2 separate regions of the Homo sapiens genome follow, and region 2 is linked to region 1. Evidence: read pairs that join two places in POLR2A ChIA-PET (ENCODE). Cell type or tissue: OCI-LY7. All regions are shown on one strand. Each heading gives the region's core, and the rest is flanking DNA. Links, peaks and the distances in the headings are about the cores only. Region 1 overlaps FBXW2 (F-box and WD repeat domain containing 2). Region 2 has its middle 8.5 kb from the start of CNTRL.

What was found. ChIA-PET counts read pairs that join two places held together with the same protein. Peaks named below come from ENCODE experiments on the same cell type or tissue, not always from the same donor. Only the 100,000 strongest peaks of a DNase experiment are listed, where the experiment ranks them.
Region 2: POLR2A ChIA-PET joins it to region 1 with 10 read pairs; 6 of 35 experiments call an interaction of 5 or more read pairs at or near these places.

What each region holds. Positions count from the first base shown.
Region 1 is chr9:120,780,039-120,791,978 of GRCh38, forward strand. It overlaps FBXW2 (F-box and WD repeat domain containing 2), which reads right to left. Exons shown (of 8, transcript NM_012164.4): 3 at 7,731-8,240. The coding sequence starts at 8,220. Among named protein-coding and RNA genes, the nearest start is that of FBXW2, 7.4 kb to the right of the region's middle. In OCI-LY7, for the core only: no CTCF peak of the experiment used is centred there; no DNase peak of the experiment used is centred there.
Region 2 is chr9:121,062,423-121,070,422 of GRCh38, forward strand. It overlaps a transcript of C5 not described here. Among named protein-coding and RNA genes, the nearest start is that of CNTRL, 8.5 kb to the right of the region's middle. In OCI-LY7, for the core only: no CTCF peak of the experiment used is centred there; a DNase peak (open chromatin) is centred at 3,139; H3K27ac peaks cover 2,954 bases.

The DNA.
Region 1 (11,940 bases), core at 1,900-9,899:
GAGGCATGAGAATCGCTTGAGCTGGGGAGGCAGAGGTTGCAATGAGCTGAGATCACGCCACTGCATTCCAGCTTGGACTACAGAGGGCCTCCACCTCAAAGAAAAAAAAAAAAAAAAGAAATGTTAGCCAACATGGTGAAACCCTGTCTCCACTAAAAAAAATACAAAAATTAGCCAGGCATGATGGCGTACGCCTGTAGTCCCAGCTACTCAGGAGGCTGAGGCAGGAGAATCACTTGAACCCGGGAGGAGGTTGTAGTGAGCCAAGATCACACCACTGCACTCCAGCCTGGGCAACAGAGGAAGACTCTGTTTCAAAAAAAAAAAAAAAAGAAAATGTGTTAAAATAATTAAATGTGTTTAACTCAGTATGTCAAAAATGTCATTTGAACATGTAATCAATACAAATATTGAGATATTTTATATTCTTTTACATTGTATGTCTTTGAAACCCAGTATTTCACACCTCCATTTGGACTAGCCACAGCTCAAGTACTCAAAAACCACATGGCGCTAGTGGCTACTGTACCGGAGAGCGTAAGCCTAGATAGTCTTTAAGGCCTTCAGTTCAGGCATGTTGTGACTGTATTCCTAAGGAGCTAGAGTAGGAAAGGAAATCATTTTAGGTCCTTTATGAGCTTGGTTTTGGTTACCAGTGTTCAACTGGGGTCTCATTCATTCATTCAACATATATTTATAGAACTTCTGTGTCAGGCAGGATTCTTGTTCTCATGGCACTCAGTCTACTTGGGAAGACAAAAAGGCTAAACAAGCAATAATAATTCAGTATAGTAGCTGGCAGGCACTACAAAAGCCCATAGCAAATACAAGGAGAGGACAAGAAGAGAAAACATCTCAGACGAGGCTCCACTGAATTTATGACCATGCTCTATAACACGTGCCTTAGGAACTGGCATGATTGGTTCTTCAACTACACTCCTCTTTTGTTTTTAAGCTGGGCTTTGGTATAGGACTGTTTCAAGAAAGAATATCATGGCAAAAAAAAAAAAACCTTTAAGTTTTAACTAATTTAAACCTAAGGATGAATAAGTTAGCCAGGCCAAAACAAAACAAAAGGAATAGTATATACCAAAACTTTTTCTGTAAAGGGCCTGATAGTAAGTATTTTAGACGTTGACCTATTGAGTTGCAATTACTCTCTTCTGCTGGATTTGGCCCACAGTCCACAGTTTGCCAATCCCTGGTATATACCTATTAAAGCAACTATTAAATATCTCTATATGCAACACAAAAATTATTGAAAAGGAACTGGGATCAAGTCATAAAGAACTATTTGGAATCATTCAAAAAACCGTCTAGGAGTTATTTACAATGCTTGTCAAAAGCACTGCCTAAAACATGAACACTGATTATGAAAACAGTTCAGTCTGACTGCGAAATAGTGGCAAGGTTTGGCTGCAGAACTGGGTTAGGAGGTTGTTTAACTATGACCTTATTTGCATATCAGAAAGATCACTATGGCTATATCATGGAAAAAGGTTTGAAGGGGGGAAAACTAGAGGCAAGAAGGCAGTTAAAAACCAGGGGAGAGGACAAACAAAATGTGACACATACATGGAATATATTTTATATACATACACACACACACACACACACACACACACACACACACACACATACACACACACACATATATACATACATGGAATGGAGTTATTCAGCCTTAAAAAGGAATAAAATTGGCCGGGTGTGGTGGCTCACACCTGTAATCCCAACACTTTGGGAGGCCGAGGCGGGAGGATCACCTGAGGTCAGGAGTTTGAGACCTGCCTTACCAACGTGGAGAAATCCCATCTCTAATAAAAATACAAAAATTAGCCAGGCGTGGTGGCGCACGCCTGTAATCCCAGCTACTTGGGAGGCTAAGACAGAAGAATTGCTTGAACCCGGGAGGCGGAGGTTGCGGTGAGCCAAGATGGCGCCACTGCACTCCAGCCTGGGCAACAAGTGCAAAACTCCGTCTCAAAAAAAAAAAAAAAAGAATAAAATTCTGAGATGTTATGATATGGAAGAACCTTGAAGACATCATGCTAAGTGAACTAAGCCAGCCACAAAAGAACAAATACTGTATGATTCCACTTATATTAGGTTCCTAGAGTAGTCAAATTCATAGAAAGTAGAATGGTGGGCCAGGCATGGTGGCTCATGCCTGTAATCCCAGAACTTTGGGAGGCCGAGGCTGGTTCACCTGAGGTCAGGAGTTTGAGACCAGCCTGGCCAACACGTTGAAACCCCGTCTGTACTAAAAATACAAAAATTAGCCAGACACGGTGGCGCATGCCTGTAATCCCAGCTACTCGGGAGGCTGAGGCAGGATAATCGCTTGAACCTGGGAGGTGAGGTTGCAGTGAGCCAAAATTGAGCCACTGCACTCCAGCCTGGGCACCAAATTGAGACTCTGTCTCAAAAAAAAAAATAAAACAAGCAAGCAAGCAGAATGGTTGTTTTGCCACAGGCTGTGGGGGAAGGGGCATGGGCAATGTTTAACTGACAGGGTTTAGGCTGGACATGGTGGCTCATGCCTGTAATCCCAACACTTCAGGAAGCTGAGGCAAGAAGAGTGCTTAAGCCCAGGAGTTAGAGATCATCCTGGGAAACATGGTGAGACCCCATCTCCATAAAAAATACAAAAATTAGCTGGGCATGGTGGCACACACACGTAGTCCCAGCTACTTGGGAGGCCAAAGTGGAAGAATCGCTTGAGTCCAGGAGGTAGAAGTTACAGTGAGCCAAGATCATGTCACTGTACTCCAACCACTCCAACCTGGGCTACAGAGTGAGACCTTATCTCAAAAGAAAACCCCCCCAAAAACAAACAAAAAAATTGGATACAGTTTAACTATATAGTGTATTATATACTGTTTATACAGTTAACACTGTATAGTGTTTAACTGATACCATTTTAGTTTGGGAAGATGTAAAGTTCTGGAAATGGATAGTGGTGATGACTGCACAACAACGTAATGTACTTAATGGCACTCAACTGTATGCTTTAAAATGATTAAAATGGTAAATTTTATGTTATGTATGTTTTCGCACAATTTGCAAAAAAAAAGGTTATCCAAACTAATTATTTAAACTAGTTTTTATAGGAAAACATTGTGCCAGTTTTACACCCTAAAAAAAAATAATAATAATCAGGTTGAGTCGAGTTCCATTTATAGTGATGCAAGTCTACTCCTGAGAATCCTTTAGGAATCACTGTTCTCTGCTCCTTTCTGGCTTTATGTCAGCCTCCCCTCTGGACTCCCATTTGCTGCACTGGCTAACCCAACATGTTTTCAAAGAGGTCACCAGTGATGCAGCATAGAGGTGAAAGAGGACTAAAGAAATGTGGACTCTCACACTGCACGAAAGAAAAAAATCCCTCCCCATTCAGTATCTTAAAAATCTTAATAATACTTTAAAAAAAATCAGACTATTGCACAGAACTCTAGATTTCAGGCTTCTCTTGAAGTCAGATCTAACAACTCTGACCCTGAATCCCACCCACATGGCAATAATTTATTACAATGGAGCACCAGCTGCACTCTTTAGAAAGGCAAGTGTTCTTGATTTGCTATAGTCCACACAGAGACTTTTACCTCAGTCAGGTCATCTTCCTGGTCCCAGTGTGTATGTTCCACAAGAAAAAACTGCTCTAATTCATCCGTGTATGCCCTCACATTGTTTTTCAAACAGTAGGCATCCCATAAGTAAATATCTACTGAACAGCACAAAGCATAATAGATTCCTTTCTTACCATTTCAGAAATAAATTGCGAAAGAGAAAGATAACTACCTCAATGTCATTAGCCATTAATCTCTTCAATAAAACTGTCTATTGCTTACTCAAGGCACTAATGTGAGAGTCACTAAGTTTATTGCCAAATTCAGGGTTTCCCAATTCCACCACAATGAGAATTCAATCTCTTAAGTAACAAGATGACACAAACACATGTACAATTCTGTCACAAATACCTCTCTTCACAGTTCCAGGGATGCTGCTGTTAGAAAAATTAAACTAATACTTTGGATCATTTTCAACCACTGCACAGCGTAATTTTAAATATGCAAACCTGATGAATTTAATCAGAATAAAAATCACATTAACATACAGACCCACCAAGAGAATAATCTTAAAATGTAGAATTGTAGATATTAACTTTCCAGGTAGTTAGAGAATTCAGTGAATATTTCCCATTTACTTCCACTCCAAGTAACTGCAGTTTTTACTACATTTCAAAAATAAGGTTTGATGAGAGAAGAAAAAAACTTTTTAAAGCAAGAGGACCTAGGCATAGTGGCTCACACCAGTAATCCTAGCATTTTGGGAGGCTGAGACGGGCGGAGTGCTTGAGCCCAGGAGTTCGAGACCAGCCTGGGCAACATGGTGAAATCCTGTCTCTACAAAAAATACAAAAAGGATCCAGGCATAGGGTTGCTCGCTTGTAGTCCCAGCTAAACCCGGGAGGCTGACATGGGAGGATCACCTGAGCCCAGGAGGTGGAGGTTGAAGAAAGCCAAGATCACATCATTGCACTCCAGGATGGAGCTACCCAGTGAGAGGTTGTCTCCAAAAAAGAAAAAAAAAAAATGCGGCTGGGTGCAGTGCCTCACACCTGTAATCCCAGCACTTTGGGAGGCCGAGGCAGGCAGATCATCTGAGATCAGGAGTTTGAGACCAGCCTGACCAACATGGTGAAACCCCTTCTCTACTAAAAATACAAAAATTAGCCGGGCTGTGGTGGCGCGTGCCTGTAATGCCAGCTACTGAGGAAGCTGAGGCGAGAGAATCGCTTGAACCCAGGAGGAGGAGGTTGCAGTGAGCCGAGACTGCGCCACTGCACTCTAGCCCGGGTGACAGAGGAGCTCCTGTTTCAAAAAAAAAAAAAAAAATGCTACAGGTGGTTGTGAAAAAATGGTCAACTGCCAGTAGGAGCTCCAAGCTCCAAGATGATACTGCATCTTAATATTTTTTTTTTTTTTGAGACAGGGTTTTGCTGTGTTGCCCAGGCTGGAGTGCAGTGGCACAATCTTAGCTCACTGCAACCTCCACCTCCTGGGCTCAAGCGATCCTCTCACCTCAGTCTCCCAAGTAGTTGGGACCACAGGTGTGAGCCAGCACACCCAGCTGTTTTTTTATTTTTTTGTAGAGATGGGATTTTGCTATGTTGCCCAGGCTGGTCTCAAAACTCCTGGGCTCACATAATCTGCCTGCCTTGGCCTCCCAAAGTGTTGGGACTACAGGCATGAGCCCCCTCATTTGGTCAACTGCATCTTAATCTTTTAAAATCATGAGGCAAAAGAGACATGGAAAAGCCATCACCACAACAGAGAAAGTACATCAAAGCCTAGAAGAACTGGTGATGTTGTTCTAGTAATCAGGCTTGTAACACAAGGAAAATAAAGTGTGAAATAACTTCAGGATGACAAACCAAACCATGAAATGCTTTAAATCAAATGTTTATTTTCCAAAACCAGCAGAGTGTCTAGCATTTCAGAGAAAATATCACCACATAATACATACCCTTAATGAATAAAGAAATGCATTGTAAAACGGTCTTGAGAAATGATACATCTCAACATTAAAAATATTTAAATTGAGTCTGGTGAGACTCCTGAGGGAGAAGCAAGTTACTTAACACTATATTGGTATGGCATCAATTCAATCTATCTGGAAAGGGCACTAAGAAGAGCTATAAAATTGGGCCGGGCACGGTGGCTCACGCCTGTAATCCCAACACTTTGGAGGGTGGATCACCTGAGGTCAGGAGTTTGAGACCAGCCTGGGCAACAAGGTGAAACTCCGCCTCTACTAAAAATACAAAAAAAATTAGCCGGGTGTGGTGGCGCACACCTGTAATCCCAGCTACTCGGGAGGCTGAGGCAGGAGACTCGAACCCTGGAGGCAGAGGTTGCAGTGAGCCGAGATTGCACCACTGCACTCCAACCTGGGTGACAGAGTGAGACTCCATCTCAAAAAAAAAAAAAAAAAAAAAAAAAGAGCTATAAAATAATTCATACTTCTGTATCTGGTGATTCTACTTTTAGACTTCTATCCCAAATGAATTCAAGGGAAAAAGAGGTAATACAAAGACACTAATAAAAACAGAAACAATCTGAATATGCATTGATATGGTTAAGCTTTGTGTCCTCACCCAAACCTCATCCTGAACTGTAATCCCCAGGTATTGAGGGACAGACTTGGTGGGAGGTGACTGGATCATGGGGGTGGCCCCCCATGCTGTTCTCATGATAGTGAGTGAGTTCTCTCCAGACCTGATGGTTTTATAAGGGCCTCTTCCTGCTTCACTCACACTCTCTCTCTCCTGCTGCCTTGTGAACAAGGTGCTTGCTTCCCCTTCGCCTTCCGCCATGATCATATTGCCTTCTGACATGATTGTAAGTTTCCTGAGGCCTCCCCAGCCATGTGGAACTAGGAGTCAATTAAACCTCTTTTCTTCATAAATTACCCGGTCTTAGGCAGTTTTTTTAGCAGTCTGAGAATGGACTAATATATGCATTAATATGGAAATGGCTAAATAATGACTATTGATATATTTACAAAAAGGAACAGTTTATACCGTAATACACAAATGTTTATTGGAAGTTATCTTGGATGAAAAAGAACACCAAGTATTTCTATATATTATATACAATGTAAGGAAACAGGCATTGGGATTATTAGCAAGAACTGCCTGGAGTTATTCTAAATGCTGCCTAAGAATTATTTACATTGCCTGTCAAAATGTATTATCTAACACATGGGCATTAGTTATAATCATATACAGAAACACACGTCCATTACAAATGGAAAATAACATATAATTTTAAATTTTTAATAATTATATTGTTTCATAAAATTACTTAATTGCCTAGTTAAAAAATATCCAGCTCTCTCTGTTCCCAGGCCCAAACTCCAACTTCTACTTCTTCTACTTAGAATCACAGGATTTCAGAGCAAGGAAGAAATATCTCCTTTCATATATACATATATATTTATTTTGAGATGGAGTCTCACTCTGTCACCCAGGCTGGAGTGCAGTGGCACCATCTCAGCTCACTGGAACCTCCGCCTCCCGGGTTCAAGCGATTCTCCTGTTTCAGCCTCCCGAGTAGCTGGGATTATAGGCGCATGCCGCCACGCCCGGCTACTTTTTCGTATTTCAGTAGAGACGGGATTTCACCATGTTGACCAGTCTGGTCTCGAACTCCTGAGCTCAGGCAATCCACCCGCCTCGGCTTCCCAAAGTGCTAGAATTACAGGCATGAGCCACTGCGCCCGACCTCCTTTCCCATATTTTAAAGATACAGAGAGGTTAAGTAATTTGGCCATAATGATCTAACTACTTGCTAGGATTAGATACCAATTTTTCCACTGTTTTTTTCCTCAAATATCAGTGCCAACAGAAAAAGAAACAGAATTTAGCAACAGAGGACTACACATGGAGGAAACACAAAGAAAAAGTAATCTATAGCTTTGTAATTCACATAATGTTTAAAAGACAGTCTGAAGTGTTTTTCTCATAAAATTTTATAAAAATGATTGTGTTCTCTAGAGAGAAGGAAGAGGATAAGGGGGGGGAACCACTCAGGATTAGAGAAAAAAAGTCACTGTACATATCTCATATAATCAACACTTGTCATTCTCAAAGCTCAAGACTGGTTCAAGATTACACCCTATGAAATACAAAACAAAACCCAAAAAGCAGTTTCAACATCTCTTACCTGTACAGAGAAGTCCATCTTTGTAGTAAAGTGCATACACTCTGGCACTGTGTCCAATTAATGACGAGGTTTCAAAGGCTTCATGGTCCTCCAGTTGCTTCATTCTCAAAATAGCCTTCAAATAAACCTTCTTCCAGTGCAAAGCGTCCTGAACAGAATCATCTATCTGCCAGCCCAAATTTTTACATGCAGTCTGCCACACCTCTGTACAGGCACTTATCACCTTATTCCACTGTTTAGAGACGAGGCAGCATGTGAGTAAAGTCTGAGGATCGAGCCATTTTAACAAATAAAAACTGAGCTCCAGGGGAAGGAGTTTGAGGAAGTCCCGCTTGAGGAGAGTCTCTAGGTTATTGGAGAGATGCCTGAGCTGGACTGCCCCACTCAGACTAATCAGGTGATCCAGAGTTTCATTTTTCTGCAAGTCCGTCAGAGAAAGAAATGTAACAGAAATGTTATCAAGCCATGTCTCAAAGTCCTTTCTCTCCATAAGGTTATGGAAAAATTTACCTGTGGCACATCAAAATATTGTATTAGTTCTGCTCAAAAAGACTGTTCAAGCAAGACTGCTAACAAATGAAGTATTAAAAATTAGTGTAAAAAATCTGCCATTACAACTTTATGCGTAGTTACATTACAACTTTACAGTTAATACACCATATTTATCTGAACACTTTCCATGCACACAAAAGAAAACACATTTGAGAAAACATACTTTAACAAATCATGAATCCAAAACATGTCAGTGAAACAGACTGGCGTGTGTGACTTATTCCTCTTGAAGTCTAGCACGTGCTACATGCATCTTCATAGTAATAGATTTACCAACAATTCATTATAAAACAGTATATTTTACAATACACCCTTCCCCCATCAAAACCATTATAAAACAATTTCCTTAATGAATTCCTTAATACATTCTATTTGGGTACTAAAATCACAAAAGCAAGCACCAGGATGTGACAATCAGAAACAGTCTCCTGAGCAGTAACCTGAGACACTGATTGTCATGGCAGGCACAACCTGTCACCAAAATCATAGAACTGACTACTTGGTTTTGCAACAGATGTTCAGATGAAAAGGTTTAGGGAAGAAAAGCAGGTGTGGTAAGTTATCTGCCTCAGGAATTCTGGTTCTTCCAACTTCTTTATGGCACTGCCTGTTTAGAACATGAATTATAAAAGAACTTATGTGGCTTTAGTCTGTTTTTCTAAACCTCATATGAGCTAGTGACAACTCTTAACCACGTGCCCCCGAGAGCCATGAGGGGTCCTGGAGGCCTGCACAAATAAAGCAAATTAATAATCCTGATGTTTATAAAACACCAGAAAATAGACATTATCATCTTCACTTTGCAAATGAGGAAACTACAGGTTAGAGAAGGTATGTGATTTGCCTATATTCACAGGGCTACTAAATAGCCACAGAACAGACTGGACGCCAGTGCTCTCAAGATCAGGTACCAAGCTCTCTCTCTAAAATAAGTGACAACCAGGAGAACCACGACCAAGTGGTAAGATCTGGAGGTAGTGTGTCTACCCGTTAGACCATTTTCTCCTTTAGGAGAATGACAAATTGCTCCTGAGCTAACTGTAACAAATAATTTTTTTTAAAGTATCCTGTATTAGTGTCAACAGGTGTTAATTCACTCTTAATGAGGATTAGACTAATGAAAGATTACAAAAAATATAACCAGTAAAAACTATCTTTCTCAAGACTATGTGTTGATAGATGTTAATGCTGGGTGATGTGTACATAGGGATTTATTATTCTCTTTATTTCCATATATTTAAATATTTCCATGGTTTAATAAAAACTTTCCTTCTGAATACTCAGTTTCTCACAAGACTGTCATATTAATTTTAAAAACATATGTCCAAATTAATGTGAAAAAGGAAAGTTAATTTCTTTCCAGACATATCACCTAGATCAGGTCTACACAAAAAGCAAGATCTCATCTTTCAACTTTGATAATGTAAGGTGAGTAAAATTGTAAGTGTCCAATATCAAATTTGGCAATAACATTCTTAGACAAATAAGCAATCTGATTTATTAGTAGAAGCAACCAAACCTTGCAATCACATCATCTGCTAACAGTTTTGATTTCTGGAACTGTGACTAGACTTCAAGATAATACGTTTCAAGCCAAAGTTTGGGCTAGAGAAGATTTATTAATCTGTATTAAAAATTTACCTAGCTGACAAAAAATAATCAGATGGCTAAAAGTTTTATCGACTTATCACGCAATAACAAGCCCCCTCCTTCCTCTAAATCCTAACAACCCTCTTATCTATACAACATTTCTTCAAAATCTCTACTTCTAAAAAATAATAATTTGCAACAAGACAAAGCAATTATCTTCTGTGGGCATCTGCATATTGTCACAATAGCTAGTTAATTAATACTGGTCAATTAAAAACACACACCAGGCTGGGCACAGTGGCTCACGCCTGTAATCACAGCACTTTGTGAGACTGAGGTGGGCTCGGCCGGATCACGAGGTCAGGAGATCGAGATCATCCTGGCTAACACAGTGAAACCCCATCTCTACTAAAAATACAAAAAATTCCCCTGGCATGGTGGTGGGTGCCTGTAGTCCCAGCTAGTCGGGAGGCTGAGGCAGGAGAATGGCGTGAACCCAGGAGGCGGAGCTTGCAGTGAGCCGAGATCACGCCACTGCACTCCAGCCGGGGCGAGAGAGCAAGACTCCATCTCAAAAAAGAAAAAAAAGAAAAAAAACCACACACCTGCTCCTGAAACATTTTTAACAGTGAAAAGTGTGGTGTGGCAAGCTTCCTCCATCACATCTACACATACATATATACACACATACATACACATGCTGACACACATCTATTGTAGAAATGCTTGTATTTAAGTGAGCTGAACTGTTATTCAAACGGCTACAAGGCAAATTTAGAATACTCATTAAAATATTATCAGGTTCCCATCATTCACAAATATCTAAGAGACATACTATAATATGCCAAATTCACATGTATACCTATGTAACAAACCTGCACGTTGTGCACATGTACCCTAGAACTTAAATTTAAAAAAAAAATGCCAAATTAATGTGCCCATGACACCGCTAAAGATTACGGAAGAAGCTTTTTCAGAGAGCACATCTAAAAAAATTCAGCCATGTCTCAGATTTATATATTCTCCTAACTCTTAATAAAAAAAATTTTCCCAACTCTTAGATTGCCTTTTAAACCACTCAATCCCTTGTAAGATTGAGCAGTTCACCTCTGATTATTCTGAAAAAGGCATTTTTTTCCCTAAAAAAGCAAGTCTCACTAACTGCAGAATGCACTATTTAAAAAACACCAATTTTTACTTTTCTGAACAGATCAACTAACTTTGGAGGGGGCCTTCTAAGGTAACAGGTCTAAACTGGACTCTTTTAGGCAGCCTCTAGAAATATCATACACTGGTTGCACAAACCTCAGGAAATGGGATTTCAATTCAACATGAGGAGCTTTTAAATCTCAGCGCTTTCCAACAATGGAATAGCTACCTCCAGAGTAGTGAGTTTCCCATTACCACGAACAGTCAAGGACAGTTGGACACAGAGGCAGAATGTGATAAATGAAAATACTTTGGAGGTTGGCCAGATGTTTTACTGATTCAGCCACTTCCTATGTGATTATGGGCATGTCCAACTAACTTTTAAGCTTCAGTTTTATCATCTGTAAAATGGAAGCCATCATCCAACTTGAAGGGTGAAACTCAGAAATATAGCAGGGACATGCTTAGCACAGTGTACAGTCTAGCGGGTAAAAACTCAAATGGTACTTTTTGTTAGTTTTACTACTATGAACACCTGGCAGTAAAGATTTCTGTGACACTAAGGGTGGAATGGACATGACCACTAACATCTCTTTTGACCCTATCATCTTATCACTAAGTTTCTCTTCAAAATACCTGGAAGAAAAACTCAAGGGCTCAAACTTACTAGGGGTTTAATTTTATAAAGAAGAGCACCTGTTTATTGGAGGCTCTAGTTTCCCAGTAGGTGCCTTATTCTACCCACATTCCCTGCTGTTTGGCCCCCTTACCCTACGTCCCTACCCCAGAGTTAACATTCAACTTGCCCTCTTGCCTTCAGTATCAATAATCACAAAGTGGGTCATGCAACAAAAAGACTCCTAAATTGGAAAATGAGAGCCTGGGTTTGGTCTCAGGTTCTGCCATTAACTCCCTATGT
Region 2 (8,000 bases), core at 1-8,000, 280 kb after region 1:
TGCGTGTGGGGTTTGGGGTGACTGCATAGGTTGCATGCTCATGAAGCCAGCTTTGGAGTAGCTAAGTCAGGAGTAAACTCATATCTGACTTCAAAGACAAATCTCTTAACACTTCACAAGGAATCTCCTCTAATAACACAAGGCAAGGTATTGGCAGAGTAAACAAAGAATGTCAAGAACATGAGAAAATTTTAAGACAACTAGATAACATCAAGCTGCTTCCCTTGGGTTCTGTGATCATTAGTGCTACGGTCTGAATGTTTGTGTCCTCTTGAAATTCTTATGTTGAATCTTAATCACCAAAGTGATGGTATTTACAGAATTTTTGGTTGACAGTCTTTTTCTTTCAGCACTTTGAATATATCATCTTTCTACTTAGTAGCCTCTGTGCTTTCTGATGAGAAATCAGCTGTTAATTTTACTGAGGATCCTTTGTACTATCATGTGTTGCTTTTCTCTTGTTATTTTCAAGATTATCTCTTCATCTTTGACACTTGACAGTTTTATTATGATGTAGTCAGGTGTGGTTCTCTTTGAGTTTATCATACTTGGAGTTCATTGAGTTTTCTTGAATGTGTGGATTAATGTGTCTCATCACATTTGAAAATTTTGACCATTAGTTCTTCAAATATTTTTTTCTGTCCTTTCCTCTCTCTCTCGTCTCCTTCTGGAACTCTCTTCATGCATATGTTGGTATGCTCGATGGTATACCAAAGGTCTGTCTTTATGTATATGTTTGTGTTTTCTATGGCATACCAGATGGTCTACAGGTCTGTTCATTTTTCTTAATCCTTTTTTCTTTCTGCTCCTCAGACTGGATAATCTCAATTGATCTATCTTCAAGTTCATTGATTCTTTTTTTCTCCCTGCTCAAATCTGCTGTTGAGTGTCCCTATTGAATTTTTTATTTCAGTTATTGTAGTTTTCAAATACAGAATTTCTATTTGGTTCTTATTTATAATTTTCGTCTTATTCTTTGTATGGTAAGACGTAGCTCTTACACTTCTCTTTAGTTCTTTAGATGTGGTTTCTTTTAGTTATTTGATCATACTGAAAATATCTCACGTAAAGTCCATATCTAGGAGATCAAGATTTCCTCAGGTGGTTTTTATTATATCTTTTCCTTGTATGGGCTACACTTTCCTGCATCTTTGCTTGTCTTGTAATTTTTTGTTAAAACTGGAATTTAAAAAATTTAAAATTAAATAATAGAATAGAGCAACCTGGAAAATTTGACCTGTAGGTTAGATTTGAACCTTAATTTAGAAATGCTTCTATTTTTATGCTGTAGTGGCAATGTGCAAAATGTTTTTGAAAAATTGTTTGCAGCAATATCCAGAAAGGTCATAGGACTGCAATGCTTTTCCATGAAGGTAACCCTTTAACCCTATGAAATAAGATATGATGGTCCCCATTTAACAGGATAAAAAGTTAGTGATTTATTCCAGTGAAAATTATAAAAAGATAAGGATGCAAAAATGCCTTCCAAAATCTAGTTAACTTTTAAAACTGGTGGTTATTCTGGGGAAAATGGGGAATATTATCCCATTAATGAATCTTGAGATATTTCTTTGTAAGAAGAATTATATCACTGCTTCTCATGAATCTCACCAGCATTGACCTATGACCCCCATCTCTTCCATTTCAGTTCTTTTAAATTTTACTTATTCACTTTGTTCTTGTTGTTCTTTTTATTTTTTGTTTTTTTAAATTATTCTTTTTTCCTTTTCCTACTCTATTTCTCATTTCCATTTCTTTTCTCTGTAATATATAATTGAGTATGATTTTATGTATTTGAGATTTTATGTTTTTCAATCTTAAGTTAACTTCACTTTTTTCATTTGTAGAATAGGAGATATTGTCTACTCTGTCCACCTAACAGGGTCGTTGTAAGTTTTAAACAATACTTGTTATAGCTCCAGAAAACTATAAACTAGCTTCTGTTGCTTCCTAGTTTATTTCTTTGAGTGTTTTGTTAACTTTCATATTGAAACTGTTAACAAAAATACATTTCCTGATAGTTCTTATTAGACCCCAAGATTTCAGTATTTCATCTGTGATAGAATTATTGCTGCAGATTTTCATATGTGATAGAATCTGATATTTTGAATGTCATTTTATACTTTTTCAAATGTTAGCAATTTTTATATTCTCTCATAAATTCCTCAAATAATTTATCAACTTTAATTTTGTATTTCTATCAATTAAATTTTTAAAATTTAAATTCAAAAGCATTGGTAAAATATCAGATCTTCTAAGTTTGACTTCTAAAGCTGAATGTCAATTAAATTAAATTTTAAACATATAGAGTTAAACTTAATTCAAACTACAAATTTGGAATCAAAAATATAAAATAGTCTGGGCACAGCAGCTCATGCCTGTAATCCCAGCTGAGGATTTGGGAGGCTGAGGAAGGCGGATCAGCTGAGGTCAGGAGTTCGAGACCAGCCTGGCTGACATGGTGAAACCCCGTCTCTACTAAAAATACAAAAATTAGCCAGACATGGTGGCGGTGCCTGTAATAAATATCCCAGCTACTCAGGAGGCTGAGGCAGGAGAATCGCTTGAATCCAGGAGGCAGAGGTTGCAGTAGGCCAAGATTGTGCCACTGTACTGCAGCCTGGGTGACAGAGTGAGACTCCATCTAAAAAAATATATATATATATATATGAAAGTATAAAGTTAAATTTAGCTTTAAATTTAAAAACATTCTAAAGAAATCAGAATTAGCTGAAATCATCCCAGTATAAATTAGTATAAACTGAAAAATCCCCACAGGAACATTCCATCAAAGAGGACAAAAAGATTCTTGATAAAGCTGGTCCTCCTTTCAGTTTATAAATTTTGGATAGTCAGGGAGGAGGACATTAATCCATGGATCTACAGCCAATATATTTTTATAGGTAGAGAAAATTGCGGAGAAAATTGCTGGAAGGATATAAAAATAGTAAACAATGACAATATCTTGGAAAGCAGTTAGGTGGCAGGGCCAAGGGCTTTTACCTTATACTTCACATTCCTCTATACAGCATTACTTTTTTTGTTTTGTTTTGTTTTGAGACAGCTTTCTGCTGTCACCCAGGCTGGAGTGCAGCAGTGCAATCACAGCTCATTGCAGCCTCAAACTCCTTGATCACAGCTCACTGCAGCCTCGAATCGCTCAAGCGATTCTCCCAACTCAGCCTCCAGAGTAACTGGGACCACAGGCACATGCCACCACACCTGGCTAATTTTTATTTTTATTTTGTAAAGACAGGATTTTGCCATGTTTTCCTAGCTGGTCTGGACCTCCTGAGCTCAAGGGATCCACCCACCTCGGTCTTCCAAAGTGCTGAGATTACAGGTGTGAGCCACTGCGCCCAGCCCAGCATTACTTTTATAATAAAAACTAGTATAATTTTTAATAAAAGGGTAAAGAAGAAGGATATACCCAAGATAATCAGCAAAAAGCTGAAAAGGATGTAAAGAAACTGTAAGAAAACATATTCAATAGAAAATGTAAAAGAACAGGAATAAGTACAAATGCAACAAACTTGAATGGGCTTAAAATATTCTATTAAAAGTTAGACATTTTTGAAACAGCCAAAGAACAAAAAAAAATGCAGCAACAGGTTGGGCGCGGTGTCTCACGCCTGTAATCCCAGCATTTTGGGAGGCCGAGGCAGGCAGATCATGAGGTTAGGAGTTCAAGACCAGCCTGGCCAATATGGCGAAACCCCATCTCTACTAAAATACAAAAATTAGCCGGGAGTGGTGGTGTGCACCTGTAGTCCCAGCTACTCAGGAGGCTGAGGCAGAAGAATCACTTGAACCCGGGAGGCAGAGGTTGCAGTGAGCCGAGATCATGCCACTGCACTCCAGCCTGGGCGACAGAGCGAGACTCCATCTTAAAAAAAAAAAAAAAAAAAAAAGGTATACATCACCACTAAATGATATAGAAAGACTGAAAATTAAAAAAAAGAAAACCATATGTCAGGCAAGTACTGACAAAATTCAAGCTAGTAGAGAACTAATAACTTTAGGTAAACAGAACTCACAACTTTAAGTGAGCAAAGAGAAATATTTAATGTGGAGAATAATTATTATTTACTAAAAAGTTGCAACAGTCATAGCCTTCATGCACTTACGAACATAGCTTTGGGCCAGTTGTGGTGGGTCATGCCTGTAATCCCAGCACTTTGGGAGGCTGAGGTGGACAGATCACCTGAGGTCGGGAGTTCGAGATCAGACTGGCCAACATGATGAAACCCCATCTCTACTAAAAATACAAAAAAAAAATTAGCCGGGCGAGGTGGTGCGTGCCTGTAATCCCAGCTACTCAGGAGGCTGAAGCAGAAGAATCGCTTAAACCTGGGAGGTGGAGGTTACAGTGAGCCCAGATTACGCTACTGCACTCACTCCAGCCTTGGGCGACAGAACAAGACTCTGTCTCAAAAAAAGAAAAAAAAAAAAAACAAAAACACATGATCATCTCAGCTGACACAGAAAAAGCATCTTACAAAGTTCAACATCCTTTATTAATAAACAGTCTCAACAGTTTGGGTATAAAATGAAAATTCCTGGCTGGGCATGATGGCTCATGCCTGCAATCTCAATACTTTGGGAGGCTGAGGTGGGAGGATCACTTGAGGCCAGAAATTGGAGACCAGCCTGGGCAATGCTGCAAGACCCCATCTTGACAATAATTATTTTTAAATTAGCCAGGCATGGTAGCACATACCTGTAGTCCCAGTTACTCAGGAGATTGAGGCAGGAGAATCGCTTGGTCCCAGAAGGTCAGGGCTGCAGTGAGCCATAATTGCACCATTGCACTTCAGCCTGGGTGATAGAGTAAAACTCCATCTCAAAAAAAAAAATAGGCAGGGCGCGGTGGCTCACGCCTGTAATTCCCACACTTTGAGAGGCCAAGGTGGGCGGATCATGAGGTCAAGAGATTGAGACCATCCTGATGAACATGGTGAAACCCTGTCTCTACTAAAAATACAAAAAAAATTAGCTGGGCGTGGTGGTGCGTGCCCATAGTCCCAGCTACTTGGGAGGCTGAGGCAGGAGAATCACTTGAACTCGGGGGGTGGAGATTGCAGTGAGCCGAGATCGCGCCACTGCATTCGCAGCTTGGTTGGTGACAGAGTGAGGCTCCATCTAAAAAAAAAAAAAAAAAGAGGAAAATTCCTCAACATTTGAAACATATGGTATGGTTTGGCACTGTGTCCCTACGCAAATCTCATGTCAAACTGTAATCCCCACGTGTCAGGGAAGGTACCTGGTGGGAGGTGGGTGGATCATGGGGGCAGTTTCCCCATGCTGTTCTTACCATAGGGAGTAAGTTCTCATGAGAGCTGATGGTTTAATAGTGTGGCACTTCCCCTCTCCTCCTGCTGCTTCAAAAGATGTGCCTTGCTTCCCCTTTGCCTTCCACCATAATTTTAAGTTTCCTGAGGCCTCCCCAGCCATGTGAAACTGTGAGTCAATTAAACCTCTCTTCTTTATAAATTACTCAGTCTCAGTAATTACTTTATAAATTACTCAGTTCTTTATAGTAGGGTAAAAATGGACTAATACAACATAATAAAGGCTATTTATGAGAAGCCTGCAGCGCACATTATCATCAATGGAAAAAACCTAAAAACTTTTCCACTAAGATCTGGTACAATGCAAGGATCCCAAACTTACCACTTCTAATCAACATAGATTGGAAGAACTAGCAAGTGCAATTAGATAAGAAAAAGAAATAAAAGACATCAAAAATCAGAAAGGAAGAGGTAAAATTATTTCTATTTGCAGATGACATAATTCTATATGTAGAAAACCCCAAAGATTCCACAAAAATATATTAGAAACTAGTAAATGAATTCAGTAAAGTTGCAGAGTACAAAACCAACATACAAAAATCAGTAGTGTTTCTATACACAAACAACAAATGAGCTAAAAAAGAAATCAAGAAGGCAATCTCATTTACAATAGCTATTAAAAAAACACCTAGGAATAATTTTAAGCATGGATGTAAAAGACTGCTACAAGGAAAACTACAAAACACTGATGGAAGAAATTGAAGAGGGTACAAACAAATGGAAAGACATCTCACTTTTCATGGATCAGAAGAATCAATATTATTAAAATGACCATACTACTCAAAACAATCTACAGATTCAATGCAATCTCTATCAAAATACCAATGATTTTCTTCACAGAAATAGGAAAAAAATCTCAAAATTTTTATGGAACCACAAAGGAACCCAAATGGCCAAAGCAATCCCGAACAAAAAGAACAAAGCTAGAGGCATCACACTAACAGTCTTCAAAATATACTACAAAGCTGTAGTAACCAAAATAGCATGATATTGTCATAAAAACAGATAGCCAGACAAATGAAACAGCATAGAGGACTCAGAAATTAATCCATGGATCTACAGCCAACTGGTTTTTTGACAAAGATGTCAAGAACACTCACTGGGGAAAGAATAGTCTCTTTAATAAATGGTCCTGGGAAAACTGGATATCCATATACAGAAGAATGAAACTAGATCCCTACATCTCCCCCTATATAAAAACCTTGTACGTGAGTTTATATATAAATCAAAATGGATCAAAGACCTAAATGTAAGACAGAAACTATAAAACTACTAGAAGAAAACATAGGGGAAATGGTTCCGGACACTGGTCTAGGAAAGATTTTATGAATAAGACCTCAAAAATGCAGGCAACAAAAACAAAAATAAACATATGGGATTATATCAAACTAAAAGGCTTCTGCACAACAAAGGAAGCAATCAACATAGTGAAGAAACAACCCAGAGAATGGGAGAAAATATTTGCAAACTATTCATATAACAGGGAATTAATATCTGGAATACACACGGAACTCAAACATCTCAACAACAAAATTGTATAAAAATGGACAAATAATCTGAATAGACACTTCTCAAAAAGAAGACATACAAATGACCAACAAATATATGAAAAAATGCTCACCATCATCAATCATCAGGGAAATGCAAATCTGCAAATCAAAACCACTATGAGGTATAATCTCACCCCAGTTAGGATGGCTATTATCAAGACAGCAAACAACAAATGCTGGGGAGGATGTGGAGAAAAAGAAACTCTTTTTTTTTTTTTTGGTTTCTGTTGCCCAGGCGGCATTGCAGTGGCATGATGATAGCTCACTGCAGCCTCAATCTCCCAGGCTCAAGCAATCCTCCCACTCAGCCTCCCAAGTAGCTAGGACTACAGACAAGTGCCATCACACCCAGCTAATGGTTTTGATTTTTAGTAGAGATGAGGTCTCACTATCTTCTCCAGGCTGGTATTGAACTCCTAAGCTGAAGAGATCCTCCCACCTCAGCCTCCCAAAGTGCTGGGATTACAGGTGTGAGTCACCTTGCCCAGCCAGAAAAAGGGACTCATACACTGTTGGTGGAATGTAAACTAATATATCCACTATGGAGAACAGTGTGGAAGTTCCTCAAAAAAACTACAAATAGAACTACCATATGATCCAGCAATCCTACTACTTGGCATTTATCCAAAGGAAAAGAAATCAGTATATCAAAGACACGTCTGCATCCCCATGTTTATTGCAGCACTATTCATAATAGCCAAGACATGGAATCAACCTAGGTGTCCAACAGATGAATGGATAAAGAAAATGTGGGCCAGACGTAGTGGCTCATGCCTGTAATCCCAGCACTTTGAGAGGCCGAGGCAGGTGGATCACCTGAGGTCAGGAGTTCGAGACTAGCCTGACCAACATGGAGAAACCCCATCTCTACTAAAAATACAAAATTAGCTGGGTATGTTGGCAGGCGCCTCTAATCCCAGCTACTCGGGAGGCTGAGGCAGGAGAATCGCTTGAACCTAGGAGGCAGAGGTTGCGGTGAGCTGAGATCATGCCATTGCACTGCAGCCTGGGCAACAAGAACAAAATTCTGAAAGAAAGAAAGAAGGAAGGAAGGAAGGGTGATATATATATATATATATATATATATATATATATATAT